Linked DNA regions of Homo sapiens: regions 2, 3, 4 and 5 are each linked to region 1. A link is a loop called in an ENCODE intact Hi-C map of the cell type or tissue named here. Cell type or tissue: heart left ventricle. All regions are shown on one strand. Links, peaks and the distances in the headings refer to the core of each region. The heading gives the core; the rest is flanking DNA.

The links. A loop is a pair of places that touch in the nucleus more often than their neighbours do. Peaks named below come from ENCODE experiments on the same cell type or tissue, not always from the same donor. Only the 100,000 strongest peaks of a DNase experiment are listed, where the experiment ranks them.
Region 2: a loop joins it to region 1, with 13 times the contacts of the local background. A loop is called at or near these places in 42 of 110 quality-filtered maps.
Region 3: a loop joins it to region 1, with 32 times the contacts of the local background. A loop is called at or near these places in 35 of 110 quality-filtered maps.
Region 4: a loop joins it to region 1, with 7 times the contacts of the local background. A loop is called at or near these places in 75 of 110 quality-filtered maps.
Region 5: it touches region 1 in a loop (5-fold over the local background); 11 of 110 quality-filtered maps call a loop at or near these places.

What each region holds. Positions count from the first base shown.
Region 1 is chr1:176,689,787-176,693,786 of GRCh38, reverse strand. PAPPA2 (pappalysin 2) reads right to left here. Exons shown (of 23, transcript NM_020318.3): 5 at 3,357-3,650; 6 at 1,469-1,661. Among named protein-coding and RNA genes, the nearest start is that of PAPPA2, 230 kb to the right of the region's middle. In heart left ventricle, for the core only: a CTCF peak has its summit at 1,958 (motif pointing right); a DNase peak (open chromatin) is centred at 1,126; H3K27ac peaks cover 3,023 bases.
Region 2 is chr1:176,373,306-176,377,909 of GRCh38, reverse strand. No RefSeq gene overlaps it. Among named protein-coding and RNA genes, the nearest start is that of PAPPA2, 88 kb to the left of the region's middle. RefSeq lists a silencer at 2,714-2,813. In heart left ventricle, for the core only: a CTCF peak has its summit at 2,747 (motif pointing left); a DNase peak (open chromatin) is centred at 2,729.
Region 3 is chr1:176,845,419-176,850,022 of GRCh38, reverse strand. It overlaps PAPPA2 (pappalysin 2), which reads right to left. Exons shown (of 23, transcript NM_020318.3): 23 at 4,422-4,604. Among named protein-coding and RNA genes, the nearest start is that of MIR488, 180 kb to the left of the region's middle. In heart left ventricle, for the core only: no CTCF peak of the experiment used is centred there; no DNase peak of the experiment used is centred there; H3K27ac peaks cover 235 bases.
Region 4 is chr1:176,562,508-176,566,507 of GRCh38, reverse strand. All of the region lies in intron 2 of PAPPA2 (pappalysin 2), which reads right to left. Among named protein-coding and RNA genes, the nearest start is that of PAPPA2, 100 kb to the right of the region's middle. In heart left ventricle, for the core only: no CTCF peak of the experiment used is centred there; no DNase peak of the experiment used is centred there.
Region 5 is chr1:176,878,763-176,883,366 of GRCh38, reverse strand. It overlaps ASTN1 (astrotactin 1), which reads left to right. Exons shown (of 23, transcript NM_004319.3): 20 at 373-508. Among named protein-coding and RNA genes, the nearest start is that of MIR488, 150 kb to the left of the region's middle. RefSeq lists a cis regulatory region at 3,305-3,322 and an enhancer at 3,242-3,386. In heart left ventricle, for the core only: a CTCF peak has its summit at 2,178 (motif pointing right); a DNase peak (open chromatin) is centred at 2,216.

The DNA.
Region 1 (4,000 bases), core at 1-4,000:
ACACATCACACAGATGTGTGCTGACTCACAAACAGAGCCCAAAAGGGTTTGGGCGCTGATGACCATGAAACTACTTTGTAGGGTTGTGAGGTCTAAGTGGTGTCACACACTAAGTATGTATCAAGGTATCAGGGACAGGTATCAAAATCCCAAGAGGCTGAAATACCACTGTGAAAGAGGATTCACCAGCTTCCTCCTATCCCTGTCTCTCTCTTGCCTCTCTCCCTAGGCTTTCAGCAAAGCTGAAGGGCACGGAAACTTGCTCCAGCGACACCCTTCTCTTTAGCTGAGGCCTGACACCCAGAGGGAAAGTGTGGTGCAAAGAAGAGATGTGCTAAATAAGAATGCTCTAAATTAAAAGAAAGCATCCATTCTATGTTCCTTATTCCCGAATTTCCACTGGACTCCCGAGTTCACCTCCAATCAGTTGTGGGGTCTTGGGTTTGCCATTGTATGTTTCTCTATGCCTCAGAATTCTCACTTATTTAGCAGGAACTGCGTTTACTGCAAAGACTAAATAAGACAAGTGCAAGTAAAATACCTAGCACAACACTTCACATATAGTGCCACAAATAGATCAGGGACTGTCGTCATTCAGAATACAGCAGTAGGTTTTGAAAGAGGTCAGTCTGCACAGGTCACAGAAGGGGTTCTGGTCCTTCTCAGTGAAACCACATTCTCCCATCCCTCACCAATTATCAGATGTCATTCATTTTCCTACCTTTCTCTCCTTTCTACAAAAATTTATCTGTTATTCTTTCAAACCAATATGCAAAGGACAAATGAAAGTTAGTTTTAGGTGTAATGCTTTTCTTCAGCAAACACACATTAGGTGTCTGTTGTGGCAGGGCAAGAGACAAAGAGACAAAAAATCATCCTGCCTCCCCCAGTAGTTGCCAGTCAAGTGGGGCAGGTAGGAAAATAAGCAGAGGATGACAATTCCATAAGATAGTGGCCTTAAGAGGGGGAGGCACAGGAGGCTGAGAAGGTGTCAGAAGCACCTACGTAAGTCAGGGAAGCCCTCTGATGCACAGCTTGTGGCAGTGGGCACACTACCATCCACCCACACCCAGAAGTGCCTGGAGAAGCATGCTGTAATCCCTCCCCCAACACCACTCTGCAAGTGGCAAGCTGCCACTCCACCCTCATGCCACAGAGGAACAGCTGACAGAGACAAATGGCAGATGCCCTCTCCGTTCTGCCAATTTATCCCTGTCACATCGGTCAGGCTCTCCAGGCCTCCCTGAGGGGGGAGTGAGCACTTAAGATGAGCCACTGGCTCACAAGAGAGCCCATGAGTTCTGCTAAAGCAACGAGAACAGAGCAGGCTGGAGCAGCAGCTCTGAGCAGTGGTGCACACATTTATACTTCCAAATTGGAGTTCCCCTGGATTCATATTCTTCCCCTCATTCATATGAAATGCCACAGAGAAATAAGCCAGCTCACCCACAGCCAGTGCCTCTCTCACCTGTCATATACAACTCCACTAATAGGAGGCAGCCAGTGGATAGTGAGGGACTTGTTGGTCTGTCCGATGACCATAGGTGGAATGGGGATGGGGGTGGGCTTTCTGCTTTCAGTCCACTGCTGATAGACTAGGTCCAAATAGCAATGCATTCGGGCCACTTGGTTAGGAGTGAAGTTGTCAGTGCAGTTATCATCTGTGGAGACAAAAAAGGTGGCACAAGAGATGGAGATTTTAACCCATCAAGTCCACCAAGGCAGGGATAAATTTGTGTCTTGTTCATGGCTGAGTTAACTTATTAGGCTCAATGAGCACTTACTTGTTGAATGAATGAACAAATGCAATCTGTTCCAGAAAGGGTCTAAGCTGGAAAGGGTAAGAGAAGACAGAGACCAGAGATGCAGCACTTTCATATCTAAAGCAAGGTCATGACCTTAAAGTTGGGCAGCTCAGGTTGCTCTGAGCTGATGGTTGCTTATTCAGCAAACCACAAGATGGCAGTGTTTCAACAGATGGCCTTTTCACTTGTGAACGTTTGTGGAGTTTCAGACACCTGCTTTATTGCCCAGTGACGTTGGCAGAGGTTAGTGAGTATTCAGTGGAGCTGCTCAAGGGGAAAGAGAGCCAAATGCCAATGAGACAGCAGGGCTGGGAATGGTGGTCTCAGCCTCACTTTTGAATCTGGCAAGGTCTCTTTAGCAGGTACATTTTGCATAGGGTTGGAAAGGGAGTTTTCTTAGTGCCAGGAACTTTTCTAGTGAAAGCACACCAGTCAAATACTGCCTCACTCAGCTTCCTAAATGTTTCCTCTTCCCGCTTCAAAGGTGCTGCCTCCAGAGCTCTGCCCTCTGCATGGCATCGTCTGGTGTTTCTGCCCCTTGATGGGGGAGAGGTGCTGGTGCTTACACATCTGATGCACCTGAATTATTCACCGCAATGAAACTCAGATAGACACATCTTGAAAGATGACAGACAGAATCGGCTCATCACGCTTTCCTCCCTTCAAAGTCATGACCAGGGTGTGGTGGTTTATTCTTTTTTGGATAGTTCTAGAAGAACCTGTCACCAAACAAGCCCCCAAAACTTATAGAAAAAATATCTTCTTTCACCATTGTACTAGGTCATCAAATAAGTCTTTAATTTTAGGGATAACTTTGAGTCCATTATAGGAAACCAGTCACTATTACTTTTCACAAGAAACAAGGAAGGCGTGAGAGACAGCGAAGAATAATACAGAAGCTGAATTAAGGCAAGAAAGACCAGATGACAAGTTTTTCCGAGGGCCAGGAAGATGCCATTTTTTTAAAATTAGATGTCACCTTTTGGTGGGGAAAGGGTGGTAGGCAGCTAAGAATTTGTGCTTGACTAGTGCTGGAAAAAGAGAATCTGATTTTTTTTTTTTTTTTTTTTAGTAACATACAGTAAAACATGCTGAGCCTAAATTAACCAAGCCACCTTGTTGACCAACTTCAAAAACAGTACAATGGGCCACCTTGACCCATAAACTCTTTTCCTTTATTTCCATTGGACTCTTCTTCAGAGTAAATGTCTAAGAATGCGGGCAAAAATAAGAATAACCACATTCTAGAAGTCAAGGGGATCACAAGAGGGCTTTTGGCTCTGTGCCTTTTTTACTATCGAGGATAGAAGTATATTTTAAAATATCTAGTAGAGGAGAATTCAGTGAACAAAGTACCTTAATATGTCAGTATTTCTTCAAGTTCTTCAAAGACATGAAAAAATAATAATACCTTATAATAAATACACTTCAACTCTCCGACACAAATGACCACTTAATCATTCTCCCATCAGCTCCCACACCTCCACCCTCCCAGCTCTCAAAGGCCCCCATGTATTCTTAACAGAAAACAAAACAAGACAGTGGTGATACCCGTGTAGCTCATGTAGTTGGTGAACGGAGCCCCTGGGAAGCGAGTGAAGCCACAGGTGTCACTAGTGGGCTCTGGTTCCCGGCACAGCTCACTCTTGGGAGTGGGGGCGGTGTCGGCACAGAGGTCTCCCGTTTCCATGGATGGCACTGTCTCCTTGCAGGGGTCATTGCAGGATTCTCTTTCACTGACTCCTTTAAAGACATGGTAGAGTCCCAGAACATGTCCCACTTCATGGATCATGGTGTCGGTGTGGCCAGGCATCCCATAATATGCTGGGCTGAGGACAATGCCACCTGCAATGAAAGTTTTGAAAAGCCTTTCAGAGCACAGAATGAATAGCTCTCCAATCCTTAATTATGTTTTCTGATAAACATCAAATATTCCATTTCAGCCTCTAAGGAGTCACTTTATAACTTCTGGTAACATACAGTCATTGCTTTTCTTTCTTGCCACAGAAACCCTCTAAACAAATTAATACACATTTCTTTATCCTCTACATGGGTGAGTGTTATACTAGAGGCCCAGGATAGCAATGTTGACATAATAGAGAGCCAGAATTCTCAGCCCTGTATGCATATTAAAATCACCTGGGAGAGTTAAAAGAAGACATACAGGGGTTCAAATACTACCCCAGATGAATTGA
Region 2 (4,604 bases), core at 334-4,333, 320 kb after region 1:
TTAAGCTAAGAGTTCTGTCACTTGAAATGAAAAGGATCCTGACAATAGACCATCTTCCAATGCACACCCATGGCACTCATTTCTACCATCACACTCAATATAACTGCTGATTTGTTTACCTGCGCAGCTCTAGACCGGAGAGCTAGAGAGAATAGCAACTAAGTCATACTTTTATCTTTAATGCCACAATGCCCAACTCAGAGCCTAGAATAGTAGTGTCCTGTGAATGTTTTTGAATAAATGTTGGGGAACTAAACACCTCTGTTACACATGCTCATTTCTGCCCTTCAGGCATCCTTTTCTCCCTCTCACCTTCACCCCTAGCCTAGCCTCATTCACAGGGTAACAGAGGGAAAAAGGGAAAGTGTAGAAGTTGAAAGAATTGAATTGCAGCCCTGGTTCGCTTTTTTAGATGTGTAACCTTGGATGATTCTCTTATCTCTCTTTGGCCTCAGTTTATTCATCTGTAAAGTGAACAATATCTGAAGATCCCATAAGGGAAAACCTTTCTTGACTCTAATACCTGCTAAGTCTTTAATTAAAAACTAAAGCATTGGCCGGGCGTGGTGGCTCACACATAATCCCAGCACTTTGGGAGGCTGAGGTGGGTGGATCACCTGAGTTCGGTAGTTAGAGACCAGCCTGACCAACATGGAGAAACCCCATCTCTGCTAAAACCACAAAATTAGCCGGGCGTGGTGGTGCATGCCTGTAATCCCAGCTACTTGGGAGACTGAGGCAGGAGAAATGCTTGAACCCGGGAGGCGGAGGTTGTGGTGAGCTGAGATCGCACCTTTGTACTCCAGCCTGGGCAACAAGAGTGAAACTCCATCTCAAAAAAAAAAAAAAAAAACTAAAGCATTAACTATTAAGGACTGAGCTTTGAGTTTCACTGGAATTCCTGCATTTTAATAAATGAAGACTGAGAAACCTTAAAGGATTAAAGAGGTGAAGCTACAAAGGTGGAATGACAGACTCCACCTCTCATTCTAGAGATACATATTTGAGAGGTGTGCCAAACTCAGTGGCCCCACACTTCACATAATCCTTGGGATTCACTATTGAAACCACCACTGGAGAGATATAGGCCAGGACTAACTGCAAAAGATGAAACCTGATATCAAGTCTATTCAGCATGTGCACTTACACCCACTCCATTTCAAATTGTCAGTATGAAACCATAAATCAGAACTTGCCCCAAATCCACCGATTGGATAAATAGTTGATTCCATGACATTGACACTGTGGTCCCAAGCCACAAAGGAAAGCATCTGTCACAAGAAAAAGATGGTAAGACCCAATGAAGGAAGCAGGATAAACTATGTCTCTCAACTCTTAACAAACAGGAATAAGACCTAGACATACTGTCCACTTGGGAGATTGCCTTGGGCCTCCAGCCTCTTATTACTTACTTCTTTTTTTCCTCAGGGTATAAACTTAAGTGTCATTATTTTAGTCCAAATTCTCCTCAAGCATAACACTATGGAAGAATTTCAAGAGAGGAACCATTGAAAATGATGAGTGTAATAAATCTGGTGTCCTCGGCTCCACCTTCCAGACTGAGTCCAGACTTACCTTCCAAACTGAGTCCTGCACCAAGAAAGTGATGTTTGGAGTCTGCTTTTGTTCCAACCAAACCCAGAGGTCATGCCTAGAGGAGGAAAAGTAAGTGGAGGCCAAGAGAATCATCTCAATTGTTCAGGCCCTGGATTGCTCCTGCCATCCTCCTAGGGCTCCTGAAAGGGTGGCTATTGAAGAGGAGAGGAGGGCATAGGGAGCAAGGGAGATTCTTTTCAAATTTTCCAAACCTGATTATTATGCACTTTTCACACTTTCCCTATGAACAGACAACAAATGACATGACCAGGAGAGTCCGAGGGATAGTCATAAAGTACATGTCATATACAGGACTGCTCATGAGAAAATAATATATTAAAACTCCGGGGAGAAACTACCGGTCCCCCTCAAAAAACTCCACCACCCAAGCACACTAGATGCCATTCTATCCACTGTTAAGCTCTAACTTCATGGTTTAAGAACCTTAATTTCTGTTATAACTATGCATATACTCCTAGGCTTAACATTTAAGCCAGTATCAGCTACTTCAACCACAAGGTAAATTAATTTCTATCCGTTGCTAACATAACTTTGATGAGTGAGGGAAGCCAAGAAGGAAAGAGAAAAGGGAAGAAAAGAAAGGGGAAAAGAAGGGAAAGGAGAAAGAGAGCAATAGGAAATGAACCTGTGCACAAAAATAAGAATAAAGGCTGAGATTATTGCCTTCATAACGTTGCAAAAAGTATTTGTCCTATTAAGGCAAAATCAAAATTTTAAAATATGACCCTTTGAGAATATCTACCGAAGAGTACCTACAAATCAACTAAGAATCATCCCTGGAGAGAACCCTACACTCCTGCGTTAGAATCACAAGAATTACTCCTTTTATCTCCAAACATCTCCAGAATTATCTAATTTCTGAACTGTTCCTCTTTTCTTCCTCCACCAGGCATAATCTGGGATTATTTCAGAGAGAATTAAGCATCTCCCTAACAAATCTTGCCTCTCTGACACAAGCTGTGGGAGGCTCCAGGTCATTGCTCCGAGATTTGCAGCGTTTGGGCTACTACAATTCAGTTCTCCATTCTGCAACTTCTAAAGAAACAACCTGAAAAAAGAAAAGCTAGCAGAATCCTTCAACTGTAGGAAGAACTGCCAACTTTCTCTTGGGGTAAGGGCACCCTCTGGCGGTGAGTGTCTGTATGTGGCCTAACAGCACCATCTCTGAGATACGCAGTTCCTTAAGTGAGCCAAACGTGAGCCAACTGTAATCCTTCCAGATAGAAACTATTCCAGGATTTCTCTAGGTAGCAAAATGATCTACTGAACTCAAAATTATAACATTTGGGTTTACAATCTTGCACTATTACTAGTGTGTGATGTTTGCCTAATCACCTCTCTTAGCCTCACTTCTATTAAATTTAGGAATACAATGCCAACATTAGGATCAAATGAAAATACCTACTATTCAGTAAAGTACTATATACGTTAAAACAAGACATACTATTATGGATTATCAAATAGATACAGATCTCAGATTCAAATACAAAGTTCTTAATACTATATTCTTATCCTGCTAGCCTTGTCATGTTACCCTTACAAATCCTGTTTTGCTTTGTTTTGTTTGAGACCAGGTCTCACTCTGTCTCCCAGGCTGGAGTGCAACAGCATAAACATGGCTCACTGCAGCCTCAACTTTCTGAGGTCAAGCAGTCCTTCTTCCTCAGCCTCCCGAGGAGCTGGGACCACGGGCACGTATCACCACATCTGGCTATACAAATATTTTATAATGATAGTTTTCTTCTGGATGCCTGCCTTTGACCTTCACCTAGTTCCTTGTCATTCTATGTCCATGTCACTGCTGCAGCCTGATGTTTCTGCCTCCAGTTTCTCCTCCAAACTGCCTTGCCAACTGCTCTATTAACCTTCATGTCTGTGTTCACCAAGCCACTCCCCAGCTTTGGACCTAATGACAACTTCGCATGACCTGGAGAAGGAATTTAAAAGAACAAAAGATAGCCTGAACAAGCAGACCTTCAACAGCATAGCCAGAGTCCACCTGGCAGTCCTCCACATCTTCCATCCTGGGATCCTTAAGGTGATTGATTTTGTGCCTTTTCCTTCTTTTCTGCCGATTATCAGGTAATCCCTGATAAGGGATACAGGGCTTTTATTATCTGGCCCCTACGTACCTCTCCTACCTCATCCTGCTCTGCTGTTTTATATAGACACTACATTCCACCCAAACCAATCTCCTAATACTTCTGTTTATCATGCCTACATGTCTTTGTACATGAGTTTCCTTTGCCTAAAGCAAATTTACCACACTCTGTTTAATCCTTACTCACTCTTAAACACTCAACACCAGCTTGAACATCTCCTGGAGGCCTCCATTCCCTCTTTCCCACCTCCAAGTTTAGGTTGGGCATATCTTCCCTAACCTATCATATCACTTATCATAGAACCCTATCATAGCACTTATCACATTTTCTATTCTAATTGTCTTTTACTTGTCTCTCTTCCCCGATCGCCTAGCATAATACTTGGCATTCAATAAATAGACACTCAAGATAATTTGATGAATAAATAATGACTTCTATGTTATCAAACTTAAAGGCCACCTTTTTGTTCTGCTCTTACTTGATGTCTCAACAGCACTGGTTAAGTACTCCACTTTGTGTCTTTAGCGTTTATGACACCATATCCTCTTGCTTTTCTCCCAGCTCTGTCTCCTCTGCTGGAATTCTACATGTTGGAGTGTCCAGGGCTCTGGCTTGAGCCTGCATTTTCCTCTGGGTTCGTGTTCTCCCTAGGTGACTTTTTTTTTTGATATCATAGATTTAAATGCCACAAATATATGTTGATGACCACTAACTTTTGTGTCATACTTTTCTCAAAAACCCTAGATTCATATATTAGATAGCTTTGATAGATTCTTATTACATATAGCTGTGGTCTAAATGTTGGTGTCTCCCTAAAATTCATATGTTGGAATTGAATACCCAATGTGATAGTATTAAGAGATAGAGCATTTTAAGACATGATTA
Region 3 (4,604 bases), core at 373-4,372, 160 kb before region 1:
CTCACTTATATTAAGTGCTGCACTGCTCTCCAGTCACTGTCTGACCTCCCAAAGTTAGGGTCCCAGGCATGACTACCTATCTCAGCCACTAAAAAATGGCTTTATGAAAGCTACAAGCCAGTAAGAGATCTTTTTATTTGTTTTTTTAATTTATGGTTTCAGGTGTCTGGGTGTATAATTTGTAGATGATTTATTAAACATACTTTTCCAAACTAGAATAATATAACCCAAAATATCCACCCAAGCATGATGTAACATTACAGTAGCCATGAGATATAAGTAGCAGGATTTAAAAAGCAAATTGAATTATATATGTGCGTAATAGTTTAGAATTGTACTGGCCGGTGACATCACTAGCTACATGTTGCTATTTAAACCACTGAAATTAAGTAACATTTAAAGTTCAGTTTTTCAGTCTTATTGGTCACTTTAAAGGCTAGATAGCAACCTGTAGTACCTAGTGGCTACCACATCAGACAATGCAGATGTAGAACATTTCTATCATTGTTGAAAGTTGCATTGGACTGTGCTATTGTGTAACTGGATAAATTCAGCAATTCAATTGTCTTTTGAAGAAAATAACCAGTGTTCCACATAGCTAATGCAATTTTACAGGCATATTCCATCTGAGTTAACCAACATTCCCGCCAACTCCAAAATTTTCCCCTAGCCCGCTTCCTTTTCCTCAGCTCCATGCTTTACCACCTTTACCCTACAGATCCATTTTGCTTCTCTCTGAATCAGTGGGATAGAACATCTCCTGGCAGCCAAACCACTTGGGAGTCTCCATCTGTTCTAACTGTCCTGGAGAACGTAACTAATGATGGCACACATCTTAGTCTCTCTAATGTCAGAGAAGCATGGTGTTTGAGAATTCGAAGCCACAAAAGGGCAATTCCACTCCCCCACCCCCCTGACTTCCTTTTCTTCACCATCAAACTTTTGTTTTGTTTTGTTTTGTTTTGTTTTTTTAAGATGGAGTCTTGTTCTGTCACCCAGGCTGGAATGAAGTGGTGCAATCTTAGTTCACCACAACCTCTGCCTCCCAAGTTAAAGCGATTCTCCTGTTTCAGCCTCCTGAGTAGCTGGGATTACAAGTGTGTGCCATCGTGCCTGGCTCAGTTTTTGTATTTTTAGTGTAGAGGAGGTTTCACCATGTTGGCCAGACTGGTCTCGAACTTCTGACCTCAAGTGATCCGCCCACCTCAGCCTCCCAAAATGCTGAGGTTACAGGTGTGAGCCACCACACCCAACTGCAAACTTTTTGAGAGAATAATCTATACATATAATCTCCATCAATCACTCTTTAACCCCTTTCTGTCTGGCACTTCTTAAACACTATGCTGGGTATGGGGCTGCAAAAGTAGATATTTAGGAAACTGAGGCCCAGAGAGATTCAGTAACTAGATGACTTATCTAGTGAGTAATGGACCCAGAATTCAAACTCAGATTTGTCAGCCTTGAAATTTTGTAGTTGTCATCCTTGCAGATCATTATGTTGCTGCCCATGGATCACAAGTCACCAATACATCTTACATACTGACTTTCTAGGTCCAGGCTCAGTCATCCCTGCCCCCAGCCTCCCTGTGCCAGGTCACCTATCAAGGTAGAGAAAGCATGAACAATGTTGAGTTAATAAGTAATATTTCCCCATTGTGAAGACCACTTGGATATTCTAAAAAGCTATAGAAATTTTCTTACAGATTATTCTAATAGTTATTGATTCGCTACCTACAAAGTCATTACTTGGAAGTCCTTTGTACCCTAAGATAACTTGCCTAACTATTCAGGAAGCATTTTGAGTTGCACGTATTAAATTGTGGTATGGGGAAATTCTCTAACTTTAACAGCCTTTTATGTGTATAAACATTTTTAAACTGGCAATTGCCTTCAGAAGGTCACATTGACGCAACATAATTGGTAATCATTAAAAAGTCAACACTGTCCCTTTTTTAACTTATTTTTTCTTTACATTTGAATATTTGACTTTTGTGTAGACAAAGACAAAGGAAAGGAAGCTTGTCCCTATTAAATTATCCTTAGAAGAACATTGAATTTGTAGAACATTAGCAAATTGCAATTAATGTGAACTATTGTTATTACTCGGAACTATCTTTCAGGGGTTAGAGATGTTTTTATTATACTCACTTGGAATATAAATTTGACTTGTAGATTTCTTTCAAGAATGTACTTCATCATTGCTAACTCATAGCAATGTAACCTAAAGATTGAGTGGCAGGACCAGATTAAAAATGAAAAACCAACCGTCTTCAGCAAGGAGCCAAATGTGGCAAATCACACACCATAGTGCATTAACTACCAGACTCAATTCTGACTAGAAAAGATGTACTCAGTCTCAGGTAGGCTCACACTATGGGAGATTTGAGAATAACCATCTATTTTCTAAACTAGTCTTGTATTTTGCCAGGCCAAATATCCCAGGCACATGTAGAAGCTTTTATGGGCATGGACCGTTATGGGATACGAGATTCTCACCACCACCACCCTTTTCTTCTGAGCTAACCACTGGGAAACTTGAAATATTAAAAGTATTTCAGTGGTCCTTCTGGAGTGACATAGAAAGAAATGACCCAAAGTCAGCTTCAGAGATGCCCTGGAGCCCTTCTCATTACCTCACCCAACCCTACCCTAAGCCCTTCATCATCTGGATGGCCTGAATCTAAGCGTAGAGAGAGTCTCCCAGCTGACAGATGACTCATCATGTCATTTAAGTTTGTCAGTCAATGGAAACCAGAGCTCCAAAGTCTCTGTCCAGGACTCTCCCCAGGGAAGCTATTAAGGAAAAAGCTGCCTTGCCAGACATTTCTGTCCAGCTGGCCTAACTGGTATGTGCAAGGGCATCTGCTTATACTCAGGGCCTGGCATGAGGAGAGGGCCCTGGAAGGGTGCTCAAGAAGGTTTGCCCTCAGTTTTCCTACCATTTGCTATGTACAACAGGCAGGAGAGAAAATAGGCTTAGCTACTAAGAAAGCCATAAGGAAAGCAATGAGCACCTTGAAACATAAACCGGTAAAAAGACATTAAACTTTCCCACTGCAAATGGATCTGGGTTCACTCTTGGGCCTAGCAGGCTGAACACTGTGCAGTAGAAAAGATTACATTTGAGGACAGAGATCTTGGATTCCCACCCCAACCTGCACTTAGATATGTGAACTTAAATTTTCCTATAACCTCACAGACACTCAGTTTCTTCATCTGTAAAATGAAAAGAAACAAAACAAAACTGTCCTTGCTCTGCCTAACCTGTGGGTAGCCATAAATCATATGAAAGCACTTTGTAAACCATAAAGAAAATGCTTTTTTTCTCTCTCAAATGTTTATTTCTAACCACAAACCTGTCTCCCAAGTCCAAGCTCACATTTCCAACTGTCCATTCCACAGTTCTTTCCAAATGGCTCATAGGTGTGCTGAGATATCTGCCCAGCCCTTCCAGTAGCCAGGTGGTGACTGGTGTGGCCAGAAAACTCTGCAAACCGGCCCCAACTGCAGAAGCCTCCTCTAGGGTTCTGAACACTGCTTTAGATGGCATTTCCTATCTGGCCCTCAACCCAAGTTTATTGAAAGAGCAAATGAATACTCTTTCTTTAAAAGCCTGCTCCTGCCAGCTTCCCTCTTCTGTTAGGGCTGATAAGCTTTCAGATTGTGTATTTAATGCAGAGGCATCATCCCTTGACATTTCTTTTCACCTCTCTCCATCCTATTAATCACCATTTTTCTTTTCCTTCTAACATCTTGGTGTCCCACAGAACCAGGTTAACTCCCTTCATATGACCTTGAAGAACTTTCTTTACCAGACTGTGGCTTAGCGTTCTTATTTGTGAAGTGAGAATATGCTATTTGCAGATCTGTTGTAAGAATTAAGTAAGATTCTGTATTTACCAAATGTATGGTACATGCTAGCTTAGTTCTATCTTCCAGCTAAGCTGGATGCCTCACTGATGTTCCATAATGCACAGCCTATCCCATTCCTACTTCCACAGCTTCAACTATGTTGTTTACCTTGCCTGGACTCTCCTCTCCCAACCCCCATTTCTGCCTGTCAGATCATATGCATCCTTCCCAACCATTTTCCAAATGCTGCCTACCTTTGGCATCCAGGAATAAACCCTACTTCCTCTGAACTGTAAGTAATTCTTACACTTTATTTAAAAACTCATGAGATATTTGACATTCCTACCTCACATTCTACTTTCATATATGCCATGTCTTCTTATGAACTTTCATATTCATCTTCCTTACACATCCTATTTACTTAACAAATGGTTTTTAAGTGGCTAAAAGAAATGACCAATCAATCAAATAAATAATGACTGTTGCCTGGACCTGGCACAAGACAATGGAAAGTGATTAGAAAGTGATGAAATGATTTAAACAAAGAGTCAAACACCAAAGACACTTCATATTTTGTGTGCTGATTTTTTAATGAACAACTTATAATCTTACAAAATAACTGGCTGTAGCTGTTTTACATTACAATACAGTAGATCAGCTCCTTTCACTACATTCCCAATCAAGCCATCCCCTTGGGTGTTAACTAATGCACTCAATAGTGATCACAAAGAATACAGGAAGTGCCAAGTTCA
Region 4 (4,000 bases), core at 1-4,000, 130 kb after region 1:
AGCTAATGGTGCCACCTGGGTCAGTCAAAGCCTCATCCACTGCATTGTCTCCCTGAGATGCAAAGGACCAGGAAGAGAATCTTTTACAGTAAATGAAAATTGGGGAATGAGGAGAGGAAAGGCAGTAACAGGTGCCAGGCACTGAAGCTGGAGTGTGGTGAATAGGATAATCACAGGCCATTCTTACAGAAAACCCCTCTACACCACTGCCTGGAAGTGATTCTCCTTCCCCCACCTGCACCCCAAACGACTGGATGACCCCAAAGGCCCAGATCTAACCCTGTGAGTCAGACACCAAACCCTGAATGGTCTGCCAAAGAACCCAGCTGGGGCCAGACATAGAGCTGGAATCTAGGAGAAAGTTCACAGCTATGTGAGCTATGTGAGCTTCATCTTCCCTTCTCCCCTCGGTTTCTCTTCTCTTTTTCTTTCTGAAGGTGCTGCTGCATCAGAATCTGATGCATTGTGACTTCTAAGCACCTGAGTGTTTCCTGTATGCCTATCATTGAGGGTTCAGCCAGGTTGCAGGTAATAGCAAGTAATACACTTCAGGCCAAAGGTGAAGGTTCAGGGAAGAAAAGGCCCATCTGAGGATACCTTCAAGAAGCCAGAAGAGGGAGCTTGGTGAGAGAACCCACTTCAACTAGGAAGGACTCCCTGCTATTTCAGAGGCGTCAGCATCAGAGCCCAGATGTCTCTCCTCATTGTGCAACAATGGCAGATTTCTCCAAGACCACTGAAGTATTCTCAGATGCTAACAGTGGCCAAACCATACTCACCAGTGATGTCGCAGAAGCCCATTTTATTTTATTGAGACAGGTTCTCATTCTGTCCCCCAGGCTGGAGTGCAGCGGCACAGTCATGGCTCACTGCAGACTCGACCTCACCAGGCTCAGGTGATCCCCCCACCTCAGCCTCCTGAGTAGCTGGGACCGCAGGTGCATGCCACTACACCCGGCTAATTTTTGTATGTTTTGTAGAGATGGGGTTTCGTCATATTTCCCAGGCTGGTCTTGAACTCCTGGTCTCAAGCGATCTGCCTGCCTCAGCCTCCCAAAGTGCTAGTTTTACAGGCGTGAGCCACTGTGCCCAGCCCCCATTTCATTTTAGAGGGTCAGAGGCATAAAACCAAACCTCCATGCATTCATGAGGATTACTAAATTGTGCAGCCACTTTGGTAGTCTGGTAGAGCCTCAAAATGTTAAATATATAGCAACCATATGACCCAGAAATTCCACTCCTAGGTATCTAATCAAAAGAAATAGAAAAATATCCACTTGTGCACAATGTTCATAACAGCCAAAAAGTGGAAACAACCAAAATATCCAGTAATTGAAGACTGGATACACAAAATGTAGTATATGCATGGGATATTACTTAACAATAAAAAGGAATGAAGTGCCAATACATGTTGCAACATGGATAAGCCTCAAGTGAAAGAAGCCAGCCACAAAAGATCATACATTGTATGATACATTCCATTTTTATGAAATAACACAGAATAGGCAAATCTATAGAGATAGAGAGTAGGTTGCTGATGGCTATGGCTATGGTGGATTTGGAAAGGAGGGGAGGGAAGTGGGTAGGGCTAATGGGTACAGCATTTCTTTTGGGTGCCACTAAAATATTCTAAAATTAGATTGAGATAATTGATTGAGATAATTGAGATAATAGGTTGAGATAAGTCTGTAAGAATACTAAAGACGTTATTTGTACACTTTAAACACGTGAACTTTAAGATAAGTTACATCTCAGTATGCTTTTTTCTAAAAAAAAAAAAAAAAAGAAAAGGAAAGAAATAAATATAAACTCTGCCTGGAATGCTCATACCAAGAAACTAGCATGACTTGTTTCCTGCAAGAAATATCTGGGAAGTTCTGTTTATACTTGAACAAAAGGTATGTCCCACCACTGATAGTGCCACAGTCTCTCTGTTGGAGTTATTTTGCATAGCGTGAAACTAGAAAGCAAAGCACAAAAGGATGGTGGAAAAAGCAGTTGGCAAACTACTGCTCATGAGAAAAATCTAGCCTGCCACCTCTTTTTGTGAATAAAGTTTTATTGGAACACAGGCATAGAAATGTGTTTACATATCATCTACGACTGCTTGCACATTCTAACAACAGAGTTGAATTTTTTGCAACAGAGACTGCATGGCCCAAGAAGCCTAAACTATCTACTATCTGTCCTTTTACAGAAAAAGTCTGCTGTCTTCTGCCCTGGGCTCAAGAGCTTGGACTCAAGAGTCTAGAGTCTTGCAACTTGAATTATGGTCCACATACTAGCAACAGCAACAGCACCTGAAGCCTGTTAGAAATGCAGAATCTCAGGCTGCCCCAGACCTATTGAACCCAAATCTGCATTTGCGTAAGGTAGTTGTGTTAGTACAAGAAGTAGATGCCAATACAGGATTAAATATGTAGGATTTTACTGGGGGGGACAATTCCGAGGAAATATAAACAGATCCTGAAAAGGCTGGGAGAGACATCAGTCATTGCTGCAAGTCTGACTCTGAAGGAAAAAAAAGAGGGAAGGAAGGTGGGATGGAAGTGTTGTTGACTACAGTGCAGTCTAAGGAATTTCCTGCAAGGCCTTTTTGAGTCCTCCAGCCAAAGTCAATGACTGTCTCTCAGGAACTGGTCTGCCTTTAACCATGCCACCCCAGGGATCTGTGGCCTCAGTGAAAATGCAGTGATGTGTTTCAGAGCACAGCGCCTGGGGTCCTTGGTCCATGAAACTGCCTGCACTGTGCAAGACGTACTTACATTGCACCTGCTGCCAGGTGTATTGCCATGGCAGACATCTTAAGAATAGTCTCAGCTGATCTCTATTCACACTGAAGTTTGAGAAGAAATGCTCTAAAGTATGAGTTAGCAAACTTTCTACAAAGGGCCAGACAGTAAATATTTTGGGCTTTGTGGGTCAGAAGGCCTCTTTTGCAACTACTTACCTCCACCAGTTAGCAGGGAAGCCACCACAGAGAACACATAACCAACATGGGTGTGGATGTGTGCCAATAAAACTTTATTTACAAAAACAAGCTTCAGCTTTAGACCTGATGTGACCCATAGGCCATAATGTGCCAACCCCTGCTCTAGAGTTCTGGGGTTTAAACTTCCTTAAAGTAATTAAGCCCCTCCTTCACATGAAACAGGTAAGGGAGGGGATGCTCCTATTGAAGGTGGAAAGGGAGCCCTGTACTCAGTGATTTCCCCTCAGAAGCTCCTAAGACACCTCAGTAGGCAGCAAAAACAGAATCTGAAAGCCACTGCCCTGGATCCCACAAAGAGACTCCAGTTTCAGAAAGTTCCCTCCACCCTTTTATTCATCCTTAATGGACAGTCAGCTGTCTAAATTTCTATTTTGTCTATTCTACAAACATAACTGAGAGTCCCTAATACTGTGCTAGATATTTTGGAATCACAAAAGTTAATCAGACATGCATTTGCCTCTGGAGGAATTACCAGTGGATAGAAATGAGACATGCACATAACAAATAAGGCAGGAAGCAATATGCACCCTAGGAAACCACACATGAAGGGCCCTGGAAGCAGAGACATAGAGAAAATTACTTTCCCATAGGGATGAGGGGCATGGCCACAGGCTTCGAGAAAAAGGGTCATAGTCACAGTCTGTTTCACTTCTTAAACCAGATATCATACAGCCCCTCCATGTTACTCTCTTCTTGAGGGCCATATAGCCACATGATAAAACCTTCTACACAAAGATGCTAATTTACAACCATCAGGGGCTATGCCCTGTTCACACAAGTCAACTCGTGCAACTCGTACTCATCACTGTGGGTAAATCCATCCCCAGAAACCAACAGCAAGCCCTCACATCCATGGGTCGTCCATGCTTAGGGCAGGTGGCCATGACTTTGCTGCACATGTGGATCCTAACCAGGGAGCAGAGTTCTAATGTGGAGGGAACTGCACAGTTCCACAGGATTCTTGGAGGACAAACACTCTGACTTCAAACCTTGCTGTGATATAGGAAG
Region 5 (4,604 bases), core at 284-4,283, 190 kb before region 1:
CAGCTACTTGGGAGGCTGAGGCAGGGGAATTGCTTGAACCCAGGAGGCGGAGGTTGCAGTGAGACAAGATCGCGCCACTGCACTCTAGCCTGGGTGACAGAGCTAGACTCTGTCTCAAAAAAAAAAAAAAAAAAAGAAGCTCTCAGGTGTGATGTGTATCCCTTGCCCTAGTTGTGTCTGAACTAACTCTAGACAGCTCTGAGTGGTTAAATATGAAATAGAAAAGGCCATTCCTTCTAAGTCTCCTTCTCTACTCTAGAGATTGAGGACCAAATCATTGTCATGTTAAGTTCTCATTGAGTTGACTCCATCTCCTCATTGCTTGGCCGTCATTGTTTCTCATGCTTTTTCCATTCCTTCTCCTCTGGGCAGAAACAGTGCTGAGCTTTGTGGACGACATCATCTCTGGAGCAAAGTCTCCTTGTGCAATGCCATCTCAGGTGCCGGACAAGCAGCTCACCACCATCTCTCTGATCATACGATGCCTGGAACCTGACACCATTTACATGTGAGTAACACACACCTACCTAGTGACTTCTTACCCTGACAGTCCCAAGGCTTCTTACCGGTTTCTTCTTGCTACTTGAGTTCCTTTAGAGACTCAGCAAAACATGTTGAGTCTCTGAAGTCTTATCCCAGGTGGCATTATAGAGAATGTTCTCGAGTACTTAGACACTGGAATGGGGGGATCTAGAAAGATAATACGGTCCTGTCCCTTGAGGAGTTTGCAACATAGAGGGGAAAGATATAAAAAACTAACTTTAACTTAAGGCAGAATTAAATAAATGTAGATAGAAAAGCAAAAAATGAAAAAAAAAATTGTAAAAGAGAAGAAAGAAGTGATTAATTCTAACTAGAGTGGATGTCATCTAAACTGTGTTGTGTAGAATTTCAACCAACAGTCATGTTGGAAAAGGTATACTAGGCTCAGGAAGCTGCAAAGGCAAAGGTGAAGAAGCATGAAGGTGAGTAGCAAGTAGTCTAGTAGGGCAGAGGCAGACGGTGAGTAAAAGGGAAAGGAAGAAAGTGAGACTGGAAAGATAGAATGCTATAAGTCCAAGGAGTCATTTTTGAGGAAAGGCATAGAATACCAAGAACTCTGCTTTAGAAAGCTAGCTAGCTCCAATGGCATTGAAGTAATTTAGAAATGTTAGAAATGGGCAGCACTTTTCTTCAAAGAAATGCAGCGAACTATATCATGGCCATTGGAATGACCCTATTCTTTCTGCGAACTCTTCCCCATTTCTCCCTGTGCTCTGGAAACAATTGTAAAATGTTTGTGACGCAGAGATGTAAAAGATGCCAGAAAAGGAGAGATAATGATAGAATCTAAATCATGATGGAAAAATTTGGGTGCTAAGGCAGAATTCATAGTGATGTCGTTGTAGGACTTCGTGACCCCATCAGTATGAAAAACATTTAACAGTTTGCAGAGGAGATCACGAGAATAGAGTCAAGGTTTCCAGAATAAATCATGTCTATTTCCACAGTTAAAGAGTTCAGAGATGAAAAGCACTAGAAATTTGAGTGGCATTGATTGCAAGATGAACTTCAGTGCTCAGGCTGAATGTCTTCAATATAGGAAAAAGGGATGTTGCTATGGGCTATGCATGATGAAAGTAAAGTACATAAACACAAGTGACATTCTAGAGGATTTCGACAGTATATATAGACACAGATGAGAATACTAAGACCATGTTGGTCCACTTTTTGGGTGATTCCACCAATGCCATGATTCTCGTTGGCTCTTTTGATAGGGGGCAGTTGTGGCCCTTTATTGGAGGGGAGCAGGTGAAAGGAACAAGGATTTGGGAGTGCAGACCACCTAACCTGCTGTAAGGCATCTCAAACTCAGTGAAACTTGAACTATCATTTATAGTAAAGGCTCAGTAGTCCTTCAGTTGTGACTAAATCACACTGTTACTTAGGAATTCCAAAGTTCCAATGTACAAGAAGTGGTATTAGGAGTGCAGCCATTACCCACACTGCGACCCTCCTCATGTTGGCCTGATTGGCTGCGTTTCTGATCAGAGACCGAGGCCAATACCGTCTCTCACTCCAGCTGTCTTTGCTGATCTCCCATTATGTCCCTCCTACATCTTATAAAATGCGAACTGTGAATGCTGTTTATTGAGAAGTTGGAGCCAATGCAGGGGGCTAAGGAAGAAACAGCAAATCTCCACCAGGTGGCGCTGCAGATCACAAGAAGAGGGCCGTGTGGGAGGCCAGGAGTGACATTCCTCTCCCGGAAGGATCCAGGAGAGCTGCGCTTCAGCCCTTGGGATAGGGACAGAGCCCTAGATTAAGAGTTAAGAATACATGGGCTGCAAGCCTGGTTTTTTGTTCCTAACCACTAAATGGCTGTAAGCAAGACACTGAAACTTTCTCCAACTAAGTTTTCTTTCTATAAACTGGGAGGAGGGCGGCCTTCATTAATGGAGTGCTGACTCTGAGAATCCCCTCTGACTCTGTGAGATTAGGGGTATTGTTTCCATTTTTTAATTGAGGAAACAGGTGCAAGAAAACGGAGTAACCGCCCCAGAATCACACAGCTAGTTGCTTCGGGTATGCAAGCCTTGCATCTTAACTCCCTGCTGCTCTAGGTTACTGTGAGAATCTCAGAGCATGACCTCATTACCTCATATTAAAGCAGAGCGCTGGCTCTGCACCTGGGATCCACAGAGGTGGAACAGCATTTCTGCTTAGCTGGCTTCCTTTGTCACTTTTTATATTTTATTTAATGCTTTTTAAAACATTATTCTGAGAAGGATCCATGGCCCAAAAACAGCGAAGAACTCCTACTTGAAAGAGACCTTAAAGTATGTCTGGTCCAGCATTCTTCATTTTACAGATGAAGAAACTGAGGCCAGGGTAGGGAGGTGACTCACAGGCCTTTCAACCTACTGCCCCATCATCACAATGCATGCTCACAGGAGAGCTGCTCTCTTTCCGGACGTGTGACAGCAGACAGATAATTCAGAAAAAAGGGAGGCAGATCAGAGGGATGGGCAGAAACCACCATGACTGGAGAAGGAAAGTGGGAAAGTATCAGACAAGAGAGCCAGTCCTTAGCAGGGGGCTTACGAGTCCTCCACTCACATCAAGTTTCAGGCCTTTAAGACCCACCTTTGGAAGCAGAGCTGTTCTGTGTCGGTGCGCACTCACACAGGCCTCCGTTGGGGTCATCACCAAGTCTCTAGCTGTGGGCTGAACAATCCCAGCCAGGCAGCAGTGGAAGAAGCCCAGGAGTTTTGGACAAAGCAGTAAATATACTAACACATGAGCCTTCCCACTGGGAGCAGGGCTTATCTCTTCTGCCCAGTAATCCCATCTAACCCTCTGAGGGTGCTGAGTGTTCAGTGGTAGAAACGATAACGCTAACGGTAAGCCGAGGCCTTTCTGAGATGACCGCACATGGCATTTCCACATGAAATGTGTAAAGTGCTCCCCCGGCCATGATGATGAAATAAACTGACTGCTCTTTCAGTGGGCCCTCCAAAACTGAGGGATTTGGGACTACTGAGGAATGGCCCTTAGGTCAAGCCTGGACCCTCCTCAGAAGGTTAAGTGAAGTATCTCCTTTTCTAATACCTGCTTCATGTTAAAAATAAAATACACTACTAAAAGTGGAAAGAGCTGGAGAACTTAAATTTTGCACTGATTGCCCCATTGGGGTAATGTGAGAATTAATGTGAGGACAGGTATTTTCATCCTAGGTCAGCATCCAATACAGTTTAGCTGGAACTTACAGCAAGGCAGGCCACAGGGCAGAGCTTGGGCCAGCTTGGGGGCGGGGGGAGAGGTGGGGATTGACTGAGAGAGAAGGGGTCCATCTGACAACGAAGTAGGATGTTTCTCATTATAGTCCAAGGACACTTAGAAATTAAGGGTCCAGGGTTAAGGAATGGTGGGCTACAAAAGGTGGCTGGAATGCAGCCATAGACGGTCTAGGGCAGGTGACATTTTAACATATTGCAGGCAGCATCATGTGGCCCAGAGCTGCACATAGCCAGACTGCAGCCCTGACCTGAGTTCCAACACCATGCTCAGGGCTCTGGTAGTCAGGCAGGAACAGGCAGAGCAGGGCCAGAATGACAGGGGATGGGGCACTGGGCAGGCAGGACCTCAGCAATGGAAACCAGAACAGGGGCCTAGACTTACGGACTCAGACACACAGTCAGGGGTGCAGGCCCTGTAGGAAGAGGGAGAGCGAACTGCGAGGACCAGAGGACCGGGTCAGGCCCATGCCCCAGCCCTGTGACCATGCTGGCCTGAGAGCATCAGCCTGGGAGAGAACAGGACTTCCTATCTCCTGACACTGATGAGAACTGATAGCCAGAACTGGGCTTAGGGCACAGTCTGCAACAAGGATAAAGCCACTCCACCTCTGGGCAGAGGACGGACTTCCTACGCACAAGAGCCCTGGTGTCAGGACCTCTGTGGGAGAAGGGGGCTCACTCGGGCCCCTAGAGGGCAGTGCTACCGAGGTTTGTATGACATTGTTAATCCTGGGGCTTTCTCACTTGCTACTTTATGGAGGAAACACGGGTATGAGGGGGAACTTCGCCTTGTGGGAGTCCCAGACTACTAGGTACAAGTCTGAA